Regions from separate parts of the Homo sapiens genome. Here region 1 is linked to region 2. A link is a contact called in ENCODE Hi-C data. All regions are on one chromosome and are shown on one strand. The core of a region is the stretch at or near the end of the contact, and the rest is flanking DNA. Distances in the headings are between cores, read along the strand shown.

What was found. Hi-C counts contacts between places; a loop is a spot of excess contacts on that map. Pooled maps may share reads with other maps.
Region 1: a pooled map shows a loop between it and region 2 (10-fold over the local background). The contact joins the promoter of NACC1 here to the promoter of LDLR-AS1 in region 2. A Hi-C loop is called at or near these places in 2 of 37 single-sample maps with no recorded cell type and 6 of 50 pooled maps.

The regions. Positions count from the first base shown.
Region 1 is chr19:13,116,793-13,120,898 of GRCh38, forward strand. NACC1 (nucleus accumbens associated 1) reads left to right here and starts at 1,472. Exons shown (of 6, transcript NM_052876.4): 1 at 1,472-1,662. RefSeq lists enhancers at 1-131, 1,092-1,241, 2,517-3,018, 3,019-3,519 and silencers at 1,282-1,481, 2,032-2,081.
Region 2 is chr19:11,087,371-11,091,605 of GRCh38, forward strand. LDLR-AS1 (LDLR antisense RNA 1) reads right to left here and starts at 2,289. Exons shown (of 1, transcript NR_163945.1): 1 at 1,698-2,289. It overlaps LDLR (low density lipoprotein receptor), which reads left to right and starts at 2,093. Exons shown (of 18, transcript NM_000527.5): 1 at 2,093-2,245. The coding sequence starts at 2,179. RefSeq lists enhancers at 2,347-2,942, 2,943-3,536, 3,254-3,433, 4,130-4,235 and a silencer at 2,924-3,183.

The sequences.
Region 1 (4,106 bases), core at 222-2,721, 2.0 Mb after region 2:
CGGCCGGGATCAAAATGAAAGCCATAAAGGAAGCGCGCTGATCGTGCTGTTCCGGGGGTGTTAATCACAGTGGATCCCCTGGGAGAGGACACGTCCCTAGTCCCATTTCACAGATGAGGAAGTTGTGGCTCAGAAAAGGGGCGGTAAGCGGAGAAACCCAACACTTATTGGTCCTCTTCTGTGTTCTGGGTGCTATATACACATTATTTCAGAGCACCCTGCAGGAATGACTCAGGCTCTGGAGTTGGATTTACCGGGTTTGAATCTCAGTCCCATCACATGCTCTGGGCAGGTTACTCCCGCGGCTTCACTTTTCTTACCTATTAAATGAGAATCGTGGTTTCTCAGATAGAGCAAAGATTAAATGACAGATTCCTGGAAAGTGTGCAAAGAACCACTCTAACATTGTAAGCGCTCGGTAAAGTTCTAACCAGTGTATGAAGGCAGGACAGCGAAGTGGTCCCGGCTACCTGGGTTCCAGTCTCAGCTCGCCCTGCGACTTGTTAACTCTGAACTTAAGTTACCGCTTTTGCAAAATGGGCAGAACTTTTTTTTACCATTTGTTACTGGGTTGTAGTGAGAAGTAAACGAGTTAGTGCAGGTAAAATGCTAACAGAACCTAGCATCCGGTAAGCATCATAAAAGTCTTAGGTCTTATTGTCGCTTTTGAGCCTGTGTTTAAATCCTGGCACCTACCATCACTTCCTTGCTGTGTGATGATCTTGACCAGCTTTCTTCATTTCTCTGTGCCTCCTTTTCTTTCTTTCTTTCTTTTTTTTTTTTTTTTGAGACGGAGTCTCGCCCAGGCTGGAGTGCAGTGGCATGATCTCGGCTCACTGCAACCACCGCCTCCCGGGTGCAAGCGATTCTTCTGCCTCAGTCTCCCGAGTAGCTGGGATTACAAGCGCATGCCATCACGCCCGGCTAATTTTTGTATTTTTAGTAGAGACAGAGTTTCACCATATTGGCCAGGCTGGTTTCGAACTCCTGACCTCAGGCGATCCACCCACCTCGGTCTCCCAAAGTGCTGGGATTACAGGCGTGAGACACCGCGCCCAGCTGCCTTTATTTTCTATAGTGTGTCTGTAGCAGTTCTCACTAAAAAATGTTACTGTGTAGTTTAAACGAGCTAATTCCCATAAAGAATGTAACGCAGTGCCTGCCACAATAAACAGCAGTCATTATTGTTTTTGTTTTACAGGAAACTAAAGTTCGGAAAGGTAGAGCGACTTGCCCAAGGTCGCGGGACTAGAAGGTGGCGGGGCCAGGATTCGAACCATCGAGCTGAGCCGACGTACTGGCGAGGATCCCCCAGGGGCATAGAGAGGAGACGGAGCCGGTTAGAAGGGGCGCGCTCGGAGCTCGGCTGGCCTCGCCTGGAGGGCGGGGCCCGAGGGCGGTGCGCGGGCGGGGCCGGGGCCGCTCCTCCCTGGCCTGGCTGCGGCGGCAGCGCGGCTTGCGCTCGCTCGGCGCTCGGCTGGGGCGGCCTGGCCCACAATGAATGGCCGCCGCGGCTGCCGCTGCTGCTGAGGCGGAGGCCGCGGAGGCCGCGGAGGCGGAGGCCGAGGCCCCGGCGCAGCGGGGCGCGCCCCGGGCCCAGGCCCGGCCCCAGCCGCCGCTGCGGAGCCCGCCGGGACCCCCCGGAGCGCGGCCACGGCGCAGGTGAGGCGGCCCGCCTCAGGCCCGGTTCCGGCCTCCTCCAGCCGGGGCGGCCCGAGGGCTGAGTGGGGAGGGCCTGGGTGCTTTCTCGGACCGAGGAGGAGCCGGGCCCGCAGCCTGCACTGTGCCCGGGCAGGCGAGTGTGTGGAGGCCCAGCTACCGCGGGCGGCCTTGAGCGTCCAGCCCGAGCTTCAGGGCTTGGGGGCGGCAGGATCGTACCTGGACCGCTCCCCCGTCTCCCAGCGAGGGAGGGGGCCAGGTCGGGCCGGGGCAGGTACCGGGGATCCGGGGAAGTTGGAGGGTCCGAGGCGGAAAAGTGAGGAGGTTCTCGTGGATGCCGGAGGGGGAGGGGGAGGGGGAGGAGGAGTCGGGCTCCGGCCAGGCCGAGTGGGGGAGGAGAGGAGAGCGGCGCGGCCGGAGGGGGGCGGGGAGGGGCCGGGCCTGCAGGTACCGCCTGGGCGCTGGAGGAGGTGGGTGGGTCAAGTTACAGGCCTGGGGGCGGCTGAGGAGAAGCCCAGGAAGTGGGGCACGGCGGGTGTGGGCGGAGTTACTTCGTGTGGGGGCGGATAGGAGATCCCAGAGATGTTTTCCGGGGGTCACATGAGGTCAGGACTCAGATGTGGGGAGGGGGAGGCTAGATGTGGGGGCGATCAGGTAAGGTGAGGGACTGCTGTAGGAGTTTTGGGAGTCGAGAGAGCAGAGCCTTTTGGGCTAGGCTAGGGGGGATGTGGGGGCAGGTCAGGAAAAGCTGGTGTGACCAGAAGGTATATACTAAGATGCGCCCCCCACCGCCCCCAACTCAAGTGTTAAGGGGTTCCGTCTTTCTCACACCTCATCCCTGAAGCCTCTAGAGTCCTGACCCTACCCCTTGGGCAAGCCTCTGCCAACTGTTCAAAGGCACTGGCCAGTGGGTGTTTGTGTGGGCAGCTGGAGACAGTCTGGAACACCTAGCTTAGGCATCTTGTTTATCACAAGGTGGCCCTTGCCCACCCCCACCTTATATATCTACAGGGAGGCAGCCCAGCAGACGTTACCTGGGTATTTTAGGATCCTGCATTCTTTCTCTACCTTTTGTGGCCAGAAGCTGGTGGTTCAAGCCTAGTGGATGGGACCTCACAGCAACCATCGTATATATTAGTACCATGGCCTCCCAGGCACCAACTCCTTGAGCCTGAGTTCTGTGTGCCATCTCCCTGGGGGTGAAGAATTAGAGGGAATGAGCATGTAAAACTCTGTTGATGGTGGTTTGGAGGCTCCCGACGGGGTGAAGGCAGGGCACAGAGAAGAGTTAAGGGGATCAAATCAGGCACTCACACCCTGGCCCAGGGATCTACCTCTGGGACACTCGTCCTGGGCCAGGCCCTGTGCCGAGCTCGCTGGTCGGATGAGCTCATTGATGGCTCACCACCACCAGTTCAACTTAGGCCTTCTCTGGGGTCCAGACGAGGAAGCTGAGGCTCGGGGTGGTGTGGCTTGTCTCAGATCACATGAGCAGACAGTGGCTGAACTGGGATTGTCTGACCCTCAGCCCAAACCCATAGTCACTCAAGTGGCCTTCCAGGAGGGTGACTGAAGGAGCTCCTCGTTCTGGATTCCCTGGCGGGCGTTCTCCTCCGTCCAGGCCTTCCCTTCTGCTCACCCCGGGGGATGGGTCAATCCCCTTTGGGACAGACTGAGTTTCCATGGTGTCCCCGGGGAATGGAACAGTGGAGGTATCTTTCTCGGAGGCCTGGTCACCCCTTCTTCCCCATTTCCCTCCTGGGAGCCAAGAGGTCAGGAGTCATGGAACTGTGGGCTGACCGTGGGAAGCTGAGGAGGCCTGGCACCACCAGGGCTGGACTTGACTTTGCTTGCCTAGACTGTTTTTGCCCCACTTTGGCCCCCAGTCGGATGGCAGCAGCTTTTGTTCCTTTCTGGGCTAATTGCAAGGCTGTTACCAGGGTGTCCTTGGGACTTTGATTTGGGATCTTCAGCACCTGAGGCAGGAGCCACAAACTGCTGGGTCAAGTGGTGTCAGCCAGTTCTGGGTTTAATGATGGGTTGTCACCCTAATTCTCCCCAGTCTCCCTATAGTTCCCAGGACACCCTCCAACCTGGGCCCTGCCCTTCTTGCCTGTCTGGCTAGCCACTTGGTTCTAGGAGGAGTAGGAACTGGGCCAGCAGTCCCGCAAAGAGACTGAACCATCCTTCCTGGCTGGTTGGGCCAGGATTGCTGCAGGTCTGCTTCAGCACAGACTGGGTCCTCCTGGACCTAAGCTGGGTTGGATACCAGGGATAGGGGATTGGTGGTACCATCCAGTCACTTAGCTGAGACTGTTGGGAGTTGGCCCTGGTGAGTGGGGGACAGGCAGTGCCTCAGGCAGCTCCGGTTTGTGCCTAGAGGTAGAGGAGAAGGCACCAGTAATAACTGCTTTTCGGTGAGAACTTAGCATGCACAGACTCTGTGG
Region 2 (4,235 bases), core at 1,039-3,538:
CTAGGCTCAAGTGATCCCCCCGCCTCACCCTCCCAAAGTGCTGGGATTACAGGCATGAGCCACCACATCCAGACTTCACTTTTTTGTTTAATGTCGCAAATGGCATAAGGAATGGGATTCAATGGGGACACATTTATAAACGTTGCAGCAGCTCCTAGAACTTGCCTATCCTTGTAAACTTCTCTAGGTGATTGCTAATTACTTCTTTTTTTTTTTTTTTTTTTGAGACGGAGTCTCACTCTGTCGCCCAGGCTGGAGTACAGTGGCGCAATCTCGTCTCACTGCAAACTCCACCTCCCGGGTTCACGCCATTCTCCTGCCTCAGCCTCCCGAGTAGCTGGGACTACAGGCACCCGCCACCACGCCCGGCTAATTTTTTGTATTTTTTTTTAGTAGAGGTGGGGTTTCACTGTGTTATCCAGGATGGTCTTGATCTCCTGACCTCGTGATCCACCTGCCTCAGCCTCCCAAAGTGCTGGGATTACAGGCGTGAGCCACCATGCCCAGCCCGCTAATTATTTCAATTTGACCTTGACACTGAGCCTGCCAAGTAGGTTCAAGCATTTTGATGGCCCCTTTACAGGTTGGGAAAGCTAATTTATCTGTCCAAGGCCGAATTCTGAAACTGAGTCTTAACTGCCAAAAATTCTTATCATCAATTTCTTCTTCTGGGTTGGGCACAGTGGCTCATGCCTGTAAAGCCAGCAATTTGAGAGGCATCATGATGCAAGAGGAAGAGGATTGAGTGAAGCTAGGAGTTTGGGACCAGCCTGGGCAACATAGTGAGACCCCATCTATAAAAAAAAATTAAAAATTAGTTGGGCATGGTGGTGCACTCCTGTGGTCCTAGCTATTCAGGAGGCTGAGGTGGGAGGATTCCTTGAGCCCAGGGTTGACGCTGCAGAGAGCTGTGATCACGCCACTGCAGTCCAGCCTGAGTGACAGCTGGAAATAATGATAAATAAATAATAAATAATTATTTAAAAAATTATAATAAAAATAATTAAAAAATTATTTTCCCTGATTAATCTTTTTTTTTGTCCTTCTGAGAGTTCAATTTGTCCCTTTTCTGCCTGGTCTCCTAGGTTTCCCTAAAATCCTGCTGAGAGGTTAGCACTGCCTGCCAAAGTCAGTTTGCAAAATCCCAGAGAAATCCAGCTTATTCCTGGGGGAACCGCCAAGACTGCCCAGCCCTGTGTGGGGTTCAGGCAAGTTTCTCACATGTGCCTTTTTGGCAAGAGGCCTCTGGCAACCCCATGAGTCCCCAAAGAGACTCAATTCTAAAAGTTGGTCTCCACCAGCTCTCTGTGGCTTAGGGGTTCAAGTTCAACTGTGAAAGCCCTGTTTTGTTTTGATTTTGCTTTGAGGGAGAGGAAACCGCCCTTCTGTTTGTTCAACTCCTTCTCCTAAGGGGAGAAATCAATATTTACGTCCAGACTCCAGGTATCCGTACAATTGATTTTTCAGATGTTTATACTCAGCCAAAGGCGGGATCCCACAAAACAAAAAATATTTTTTTGGCTGTACTTTTGTGAAGATTTTATTTAAATTCCTGATTGATCAGTGTCTATTAGGTGATTTGGAATAACAATGTAAAAACAATATACAACGAAAGGAAGCTAAAAATCTATACACAATTCCTAGAAAGGAAAAGGCAAATATAGAAAGTGGCGGAAGTTCCCAACATTTTTAGTGTTTTCCTTTTGAGGCAGAGAGGACAATGGCATTAGGCTATTGGAGGATCTTGAAAGGCTGTTGTTATCCTTCTGTGGACAACAACAGCAAAATGTTAACAGTTAAACATCGAGAAATTTCAGGAGGATCTTTCAGAAGATGCGTTTCCAATTTTGAGGGGGCGTCAGCTCTTCACCGGAGACCCAAATACAACAAATCAAGTCGCCTGCCCTGGCGACACTTTCGAAGGACTGGAGTGGGAATCAGAGCTTCACGGGTTAAAAAGCCGATGTCACATCGGCCGTTCGAAACTCCTCCTCTTGCAGTGAGGTGAAGACATTTGAAAATCACCCCACTGCAAACTCCTCCCCCTGCTAGAAACCTCACATTGAAATGCTGTAAATGACGTGGGCCCCGAGTGCAATCGCGGGAAGCCAGGGTTTCCAGCTAGGACACAGCAGGTCGTGATCCGGGTCGGGACACTGCCTGGCAGAGGCTGCGAGCATGGGGCCCTGGGGCTGGAAATTGCGCTGGACCGTCGCCTTGCTCCTCGCCGCGGCGGGGACTGCAGGTAAGGCTTGCTCCAGGCGCCAGAATAGGTTGAGAGGGAGCCCCCGGGGGGCCCTTGGGAATTTATTTTTTTGGGTACAAATAATCACTCCATCCCTGGGAGACTTGTGGGGTAATGGCACGGGGTCCTTCCCAAACGGCTGGAGGGGGCGCTGGAGGGGGGCGCTGAGGGGAGCGCGAGGGTCGGGAGGAGTCTGAGGGATTTAAGGGAAACGGGGCACCGCTGTCCCCCAAGTCTCCACAGGGTGAGGGACCGCATCTTCTTTGAGACGGAGTCTAGCTCTGTCGCCCAGGATGGAGTGCAGTGGCACGATCTCAGCTCACTGCAACCTCCGCCTCCCGGGTTTAAGCGAGTCTCCTCTCTCAGCCTCCCGAATAGCTGGGATTACAGGCGCCCAACCACCACGCCCGCCTAATTTTTGTATTTTTAGTAGAGACGGGTTTTCACCATTTTGGCCAGGCTGGTCTCGAACCCCGACCTCAGGTGATCTGCCCAAAAGTGCTGGGATTACAGGCGTCAGCCACCGCGCCCGGCCGGGACCCTCTCTTCTAACTCGGAGCTGGGTGTGGGGACCTCCAGTCCTAAAACAAGGGATCACTCCCACCCCCGCCTTAAGTCCTTCTGGGGGCGAGGGCGACTGGAGACCCGGATGTCCAGCCTGGAGGTCACCGCGGGCTCAGGGGTCCCGATCCGCTTTGCGCGACCCCAGGGCGCCACTGCCATCCTGAGTTGGGTGCAGTCCCGGGATTCCGCCGCGTGCTCCGGGACGGGGGCCACCCCCTCCCGCCCCTGCCCCCGCCCCTTTGGCCCGCCCCCCGAATTCCATTGGGTGTAGTCCAACAGGCCACCCTCGAGCCACTCCCCTTGTCCAATGTGAGGCGGTGGAGGCGGAGGCGGGCGTCGGGAGGACGGGGCTTGTGTACGAGCGGGGCGGGGCTGGCGCGGAAGTCTGAGCCTCACCTTGTCCGGGGCGAGGCGGATGCAGGGGAGGCCTGGCGTTCCTCCGCGGTTCCTGTCACAAAGGCGACGACAAGTCCCGGGTCCCCGGAGCCGCCTCCGCGACATACACGAGTCGCCCTCCGTTATCCTGGGCCCTCCTGGCGAAGTCCCCGGTTTCCGCTGTGCTCTGTGGCGACACCTCCGTCCCCACCTTGTCCTGGGGGGCGCCCTCGCCCCACCAGCCCCGATCAAGTTCACAGAGGGGCCCCCGGCCACCCTCAAGGCCTCGGTTCCTTACGAGGTTGAAACGTTGCCTCAGAATCTCCCCGCCCCTCCTTGGTCTGCAGCCGAGATCTTCAGCCACGGTGGGGCAGCTATCCCCCGGGACCGACCCCCTGGGGTGGCCTCGCTTCTTCAGAGGCTGTGAATGGCTTCGGTTCAGCTGTCCAAGCGGCGATTTTTCCTCTGGGTGAAATGGATTAGATTTTAGATTTCCACAAGAGGCTGGTTAGTGCATGATCCTGAGTTAGAGCTTTTTAGGTGGCTTTAAATTAGTTGCAGAGAGACAGCCTCGCCCTAGACAACAGCTACATGGCCCTTTCCCTCCTGAGAACCAGCCTAGCCTAGAAAAGGATTGGGATTGCCTGATGAACACAAGGATTGCAGGAAACTTTTTTTTTAATTGGCAAGGGGGTTGGCTTTGACTGGATGGAGAGCTTTGAACTGCCTTGAAATTCACGCTGTAACTAACACACCAGTTTCCTCTGGGAGGCCAGAGAGGGAGGGAGGGTGTAATGAAATACGGATGATTGTTCTTTTATTTTTATTTACTTATTTATTTTTTAACTTTTTGTAGAGATGAGGTCTCGCTTGGTTGCTCAGGCTGGTCTTGAACTCCTGGCCTCAAGCGATCCTCCTACCTCAGCCTCCCAAAGTGTTGGGATTACAGGAGTGAGCCACCGCGCCCCACCGGGGATGATGATGATTGCAAACATTCTGCCACTCAGTTTTACAAAAGAAAGAGAGGCACTGGATTAATGTGTATCTCACT